Linked DNA regions of Mus musculus: region 1 is linked to region 2. Evidence: chromatin loops called from intact Hi-C (ENCODE). Cell type or tissue: gastrocnemius. All regions are shown on one strand.

What was found. A loop is a pair of places that touch in the nucleus more often than their neighbours do. Peaks named below come from ENCODE experiments on the same cell type or tissue, not always from the same donor. Only the 100,000 strongest peaks of a DNase experiment are listed, where the experiment ranks them.
Region 1: a loop joins it to region 2, with 2.6 times the contacts of the local background. A loop is called at or near these places in 4 of 42 quality-filtered maps.

Annotation. Positions count from the first base shown.
Region 1 is chr14:11,867,261-11,871,260 of GRCm38, reverse strand. All of the region lies in intron 2 of Ptprg (protein tyrosine phosphatase, receptor type, G), which reads right to left. Among named protein-coding and RNA genes, the nearest start is that of Gm52128, 300 kb to the right of the region's middle. In gastrocnemius, no CTCF peak of the experiment used is centred here; a DNase peak (open chromatin) is centred at 2,433; H3K27ac peaks cover 2,267 bases.
Region 2 is chr14:12,138,055-12,142,054 of GRCm38, reverse strand. All of the region lies in intron 8 of Ptprg (protein tyrosine phosphatase, receptor type, G), which reads right to left. Among named protein-coding and RNA genes, the nearest start is that of 3830406C13Rik, 140 kb to the left of the region's middle. In gastrocnemius, a CTCF peak has its summit at 1,936 (motif pointing right); DNase peaks (open chromatin) are centred at 1,433, 1,972 and 2,780; H3K4me3 peaks cover 249 bases.

The DNA of each region.
Region 1 (4,000 bases), 270 kb after region 2:
CTAAGACCTGGAAAGCCATGAGTGACAGCTAAAATCACACCCATAGGATGGCTAAATGAAGCAGAGAAAGGTGGTCCTTGCTCGCCGAAGCAGTGAGCAAGGGCATCCGTGGCTGATGCTCTTCTACAGTGAAGACCTTGCCATATATATATATATATATATATATATGTGTGTGTGTGTGTGTGTGTGTGTGTGTGTGTGTGTGTGTATTTCCTTACATGGAAAAGTTCCCATTAATTATATATATAAACAACTTCAAACCTAAACAACAAGCTTTGACTTGATACACACCCAGGCAGTCTCTTGCCTCCCAGCAAAGGAAAATACCCATATCAAACTCCTCTTGAAATGCTTCTAGACTTTACATACTTTAAATGCTTCAGAAGAAACTCCTAACTGCACAGAGAATAAAGAAATACCAGCCTCCCAAACCTAGCTCCCAATTGACAAGAATAAGGGGAATTCAATATCAAAACTATGCAGATTACTCAAGTCTATCAAACAAAAAAGCAAGAGATCAAAAAAACAGCCATGAAAGTTTTGGAAAAGATCGCCAGCCTTCTGCACACAGGAATCAATCATAATGACAAACTCTGATGCAACTTTTTTTCTGTTTCCCTTTCCTTTTTCTTCTTCCATTTACATTAAAGGGTAATCGAGTAAGGCTTAAGTGAAGCTCTGCCTTTTGAGTTGGAGAGCAAATGCTAAATGATTCTGCATAAATAAATTTTACACTTAAAGGGGGACCAAGAACACATACTCCCATGTGAAGAGCTGAGCGTTCGATGCAAAGCTCCATAGACAACTGATGCCAGCCATCACTGTTTTGCTCACTACTTAGGCATGGGAAAAGTGACCACATGGCACTTCTAAAGAAGCAGGATATCCCAGGCTGACTCTTGACTGCCACACATTTTCTCAGAGAATTAAAGAATACTTTTAGAAGTGCCTTCTGTGAGGCTCCAAAAATACCACAAACAAACCAAAGCTGGGTACGGCCAGCCCTGCTCCCTGTAGAACTCACAGAAAGACGATCTGGTGACCCGAGGAGGGCATCAAAGAGCGCAGGGGCAATAGAGGAAATCGAGGATCGAAATCAGACTTTCTAGCAGGGAATGGAACACAAATAGGAAGAACTTTAAAGTTATACTTCAGGGCTATTAAGACACAATGAAATTATAAAACCCAATTCTGGAGGGGCACAAGATAAACAGGCATACACTGCCAGCCATGAACTCAGCTTCAATCTTCCTAAATGATCCTGCAGCCTTTAATAAGAACTGTTCAATAGCAGTAATTTCAAAGAAATAACCAGGAGGGGGGTGGTCATTTAGACCAAAAAATATTACATTTCATTAAAAAATAATGAAATTGAAAACAACGCTTCAACATACGGAAATAATTAGACAAACCATGACAAAGCACCGTAGTGCATAATAGCATTTTTGCTAAAGACATGCATAACATATCCCATTAAAAATACACTCGTAGGCAATTCTAACAGAAAGATACATATATTTAATAGACACATATATATTCAGCCCACAAGAAAATTGCAATGAAATGTATTTATATACTAACTGTAAAACACAAAATGAAAAGCAGGCTCATTGGAATATGTTGGTCTTAATGTTACATGGGAAGCCAAAGTGCTAACTAGTAGTTACCTCATAAACACTTTTATCCCTTGGGATATCTGTGTGCTATGGATATTTAATGTTTAATTTATTGATAGCTTGACAAGATCTCCAAATACCCGTAACATACCACTGAGGGGTTGTCTAGATGTGGGCAACCTCTGGGCAGGCCAGCAAGGGACTTCCTTTATTAGGTTAATGGAGATGGGCTGCATCATTCTGAGTAGACAGCTCTTTCGTCATAGACTGTACAAAGGAGAAAGCCAGCAGAGAATAAGACTGTTTTTCCTGAATTGAGAATACATTGTGACCAACTGCTTCAAGCTCCTGCTGCCTTGAAATCCCTGCTGTGATGGACTGTATCCTCAAACTGAGTACTTGATCATAGGGAGAGGAGAAGTAACTAGTATGGAAGACGTTAGGAAACAATAAAGGCACAGGACTCTAGCCTTCTGCAGTTCACCAGAGACCTACCTCAGCTCTCCACTGCCTTTTTTATCTTTAAACACATAATATATTAATTATTAGTTTACAGAAATAAAGTGTAGAAAAGAACATCAAAGGAGGTAATGAAGATAGCTATGGGGCACAGACAAACCAAAGCTGAAGATGCATGGGAAATGGAAGTAGCAGTGAGGGAGTGGGGTGAGAGGGTGGGGGCAGCCACACTCCAGAAAGCAGCTAAAACAGGAAGAGCACAAGTCAAAGGTCATATCCTGTGGAAGAACCTGAGATCGCCAAGATGCTCAGACCTGCTTCCAAGTGCCACCGGAAGCCAATGGCAGTTCAAATTAGACAGCGATCCCACAGGGCTTGGGCAGTCTGTCCCTGGCTGCCTCTCAAGAATGCCAGCGCTGATATGAAGAAAGGAAGTGAGGAACAAGGCCAAGGACAAAGGCAAGACCCAGACGAAAAGGTCAGATGCAGGGTGATCTTACAGGGAACTTCATGGCCGCCAAGTCCACACTGAGCACAGCAATCAATGGTCTTCACCCACAACCAATTTGGTTGAGAAAATGCAAGTACAAAAAAGGCGATACTTAAAGTAGAAAAAAGAGGCCATAGCAAAAGATAATGCAGCTATAATACCGAGCCACCTTAAGTCCAGAGATGGGAAGGGGAAGCACTAGCTGCCCATGATTCATGTACTGGTTCTTCCACAGCTAGATATGAAGCAAGGTAGATTGATAAAGCAGAAGAAAGACTGCTCAGTCATACTAGGGAGCAGATATTGCTGGAATTCACGAGCTCATCATCCAATTCAGTACATATGTAAAATTTATTAATTCAATAAAAATTCAAGAAATGCACTTTGGGATAGATATATGAATATTTGGAGGTACACAAAAATGTACACACACACTCATGTACATGTGTACTCACAATATATGCATACTCACACCTATATAATGCACTCACATTCACACACACTTATATAAATCACATATACACACACTCCCACATACAAATACACACACAATCACATACATATACATACAACTCTAATGAAATATCTTTTTATACACAAATCCAGGGGATATTAAGTATAAAGATGCCCATATAATACTGTGAGTAGAAGCAAAAGATGTAGACAAGCAAGGGAACTCTTCACTGTGGGAAGAGTTAAACACAAGAGGAAAAGTGGACGAATATAGAGAACACTACATACTACTCAAAGGTAATGAGCAAGAATGGCGTAATTCAGACAGACCTCAGAAGATGGTTCTGAATGAAATAAGAAACAAGATATCATGATCTAGAACACACAAAATACCACATAAAGCAACACATTAGCAGTGAGTGTCTGTGGGTAAAAGAGATCTAAGCACAAAAGAAAAGGAAATCAAAGAAAACACGCGATGAGATGAGAGTGTCTTTACCCTGCAAGAGTCAACACCCCATGAAAAACACACTGTCTAAACTGTTTGAACTTGACACGTATACTTTGTGTGTTCCTGTTTGTGCTAGTGTGTGACCTCACATGGAGGTCAGAGTTCAACCTTAGGCATAGCCTCCCCCTTGGTTTTTGAGGTAGCCTCTCACTGGGACCTGGGCTTGCCAATGAGACTAGACTAGCTTCCCAGGCATGGCTGCAGATCACCAATGTCCCCAGCACAAAGTACCCAGGGCTTCTTCATGTGGGTGCTAGGGAGGAAACTTGGGTCCCTAGGGTTACATGCCAAGTGTGGAACTGACTGGGCTCCCTCCAATCTCTTTATTTTTTTGTGTGTAACATGGGGTCTCAATACATAGCACTGGCTGACTCAGTGCTCACTGTGTAGGCCTGGCTGGCCTCGGATTTACAGGAATGCTCTGTCTCTGAGTGCCAGGGTTAAAGGCATAACCATACACCCCACTGTATA
Region 2 (4,000 bases):
TTACACCTGGCGCGCATACATATACATATACGTATATACATATACATACATATATATTTATATATACACACACACATACATACACACACATTTCTGAAGATCAAACACAGATTCTTGTGATTGCTTACTGAGCCATCTTCCCAGCTCTCTCTTTATTTTCTGAGACATAGTTTTGCTATATAGCCCAGGCTTGCTCTAAGGTTATGGTACTACTGCCTTAATGCCCTAAGCCTCAGGGTTGAAGTCATGTGCCACCATGCTTAGCCCTGCCCTGCTCCCTACGTTTTAGCTTAGTAGACACTCTGTACTTCAGCCCTAAATACTCATACCTGCAACTTTTCAGAACAAGAACATTCCCTCATCTAGCCTCACTACCATTACCCTACCTAAGAAAACACACAGTGACTCAATAGGATTCTCGTACAATATCCATATTCAAATTTGCCCCCTTGTTTTCAAGACAACTTATGGCTGTTGCCCTCCTCACCTGACCCTGTGCTGATGAAGCTTTCTCCTCTGACTTTTCCTCAAGACAGACTCTTTGACTGGAGGACCAGACAACTAGCTAAATTTGCAGATGAAATTTTATTGCAGGCAGATCAAAGCATAAATGCAATGCGTCTTCCAATAATGCTAAAGCAGAGGCACCCAGAGAAAGGATGGCTTCCTCTGAACTGGTGGTACCCTGGGTAGTAAGGGACAGTCAGGCTAATCTGTCTGCCCATCCCTGCAGCTCAGGAGCTTAAGGAGACACAGCAGAGCCACAGCTGTCCAGGGCCAACTCCCCGTGGTACTGAAGGCTCCGGATCAGCCTGTAGGGTGGTGGGTATGGCAAATGTTTGCTATGTACAGTCTGGATGATCAAGTGTGCCACTCTCCTATCTTCCTAAGACAGCCAAACCTGTCTCTAGACACAAACAAATGTCTCCACAGAGCCCATGTCCCTCAGTCTCCAAGGAGAAATGCAGATTTTGGAAGGAACCACCCATGTTAAGCTGATACTGAGCGCAAGGCCTGGATAGACGTCAGGAGGGAGGACGTCACATCCTGCAGGAGCACTTCAGAGAAGAATCCGACTCTATTGGGGGCTGACTCCCTTGTGGAAGGCTCTTTCAATTGAGAGCTGAGCCAAGTCTACATGGGTAGAGGTTGGGGAAGAAGTGGAGGCAGAAGAAGGGACACAGGAGCAGTATTCCAGGGTCTGTACAGGACCGTGATGGGACCAAAGCAGGAAGATGGGTAAGCCAGGACTGGGAAGCCTAGAGGCCAGGTTAAAATTCTGGCCTTTCTTCCTGAAGCCTCTGGAAACCAATACAAAAGTAAGCCCGGAGTGTTTGGATGAGCTTGTCTGACAGACTCCTGTGCCCCCAAGGTGGAGGAGGAGGAGGCTTGTCCAGGTGTCCGCAGCACTGTCTGCACACTAAGCCAAGGACTCGGACTAGGAAGATGGCAAGTTCTAGAACAAACAATGCAAAACTGAGATGTCGGGCAGGGCAGGGGGAGGGACTTACGAGTGGTGGGGGGTAATAGAACACCTGCTGGCTCTGTCAGGTAAGGAGCTAAGTGAGAGGTGAGCTCACACCGCAGCCATTCTTGGGAACAGCACAGAACCTTCCAGAAGCCCCCAAGAGACACACACCTCTTTTCCAGACCCAGACTACCAAACCTAAGGCAGTTTCTAAGAGTCTCTGGCCACACTCCTGCAGAGAAGCACTCAGGCTGCAGCTGTGAGGGAGAGCGGCCCTGCCTGGCAAGAGGCTCCTTTGCGTCTGTTGGAGAAATGTGCTTTCTGTGGCTTCAACAGGAAGATGTGGGGACTGGTGAGGCATGCTCCTTGCCTTTCAGAGCGCCCCAATGCAAGGGGTGGGCATCAAGCTGCCACATATTTGCCTTCAAAGACTATGAAGAACTCTGGAATGGCCAAATGTGACATAACAGAAGAAACACTAGGGGGCGACAATGTACTATTTTTAAATAGTCCAATTTGCTAGGCTTCTCCAGACAGCACCGAGGGAGGGATGGAAAAGTGAGCAGAGATCCACAGGCGATCGCATCCTTTTTAACACTGGCAGTGGGGCAGCTTCATATATCGGCAACGTGCTATACTCTGCGATGATGACCTACCGTCCTCAGCTCTCACCTCCCACCACGTTCTTTCTTTCCTTGTGTTTCCTGAAACCATTCCCTCTCCTGCCGCAATCAGCGGTGGCCCTGAGGGACACATTCCTCCAGCAGTTACATCACAACCACATAAATAATCTTAGCACCCACATGCAGATGCACCATCCTTATTTATTTTTTGAAATGAAAATGGCTGGGCTCTTCTATGCAGAGTAAGATGATTCATATAGTACAAAAAAGCAAGAAGAAAGTTAAAACGATTTCACCCGAAATGTCGCTGTGATCATAGACAGCGGCTGCAAACATTTCAGGATCCAATATTGACATATGATCTACCTCTTCCTATATATGTGAAATAGGATTACATACAATTTGATATAGAAAAAAAATAAAATAAAAACAGGCTGGATGTGGTGGTTCAATGCCAAAAATCACAGATGCTCTCAGGCTGAGGCAGGAGGTTCTTAAATCTGAGCCCAGGCTAAGTGACATGGTGAGACCCTGACTCAGAAACCAATAAATCAAAACCCCAAACAAACCAACAAGAACAATGGAGGCATAAGGTCTGTAGGTAAGTTAATGATGGAGTCAGGAGGCCGTGCCTATAATAAATAGCGCCATCACTTTGAATGGCAAGTGCAGAGTTAAAGCCTCTGGGGATAGGACCACCTGCTGGGGAAGGAGACTGTAACTAAGGCCCATACTTGCCTCAGATTCCCTGGACCAGGCCAGAGGTACCAAGAAGGCCTCCTCACATGCGTCCTAGTTGAGAAGTACAATAGGAAAGAAGTCTCTTCCTGATCTATCCCCAGCTTGTCTCTCATCTTCCCAGACAGTGGGCTTCTGAACACTGGGGTAATGTGGAAGAGGCCTTTGCAGGATTCTGTACCAGAAAAGCCTCTGGCATTTATAGAAATAAAAAGTGCACAAAGGAAATATTTTTGACTTTGAGAGTCACGTGGTCTCTCTTGCCTTCAAAGCACAGAGCCGCAGAGGCAATGAGCTTGTGAGAGTGAGTGTGCCCAGAACTTACACACTGATGCTTGTGAGACTGAGTGTGCCCAGAACTTACACACTGATGCTTGTGAGAGTGGGTGTGCCCAGAAGTTACACACTGATGCTTGTGAGAGTGGGTGTGCCCAGAACTTACACACTGATGCTTGTGAGAGTGGGTGTGCCCAGAACTTACACACTGATGCTTGTGAGAGTGGGTGTGCCCAGAACTTACACACTGATGCTTGTGAGAGTGGGTGTGCCCAGAAATTACACACTGATGCTTGTGAGAGTGAGTGTGCCCAGAACTTACACACTGATGCTTGTGAGAGTGAGTGTGCCCAGAACTTACACACTGATGCTTGTGAGAGTGGGTGTGCCCAGAACTTACACACTGATGCTTGTGAGAGTAGGTGTGCCCAGAACTTACACACTGATGCTTTTGAGAGTGAGTGTGCCCAGAACTTACACACTGATGCTTGTGAGAGTGAGTGTGCCCAGAACTTACACACTGATGCTTATGAGAGTGAGTGTGCCCAGAACTTACACACTGATGCTTGTGAGAGTGAGTGTGCCCAGAACTTACACACTGATGCTTGTGAGAGTGAGTGTGCCCAGAACTTACACACTGATGCTTGTGAGAGTGAGTGTGCCCAGAACTTACACACTGATGCTTGTGAGAGTGAGTGTGCCCAGAACTTACACACTGATGCTTGTGAGAGTGAGTGTGCCCAGAACTTACACACTGATGCTTGTGAGAGTGAGTGTGCCCAGAACTTACACACTGATGCTGAATCTCAGTTCTATATGATTCCTGTGGGTCTTGAACTTGGATCTTTTTTGTATTGTTTAAAGATATGAGCATCCCAGTTCATATAAAACAAAA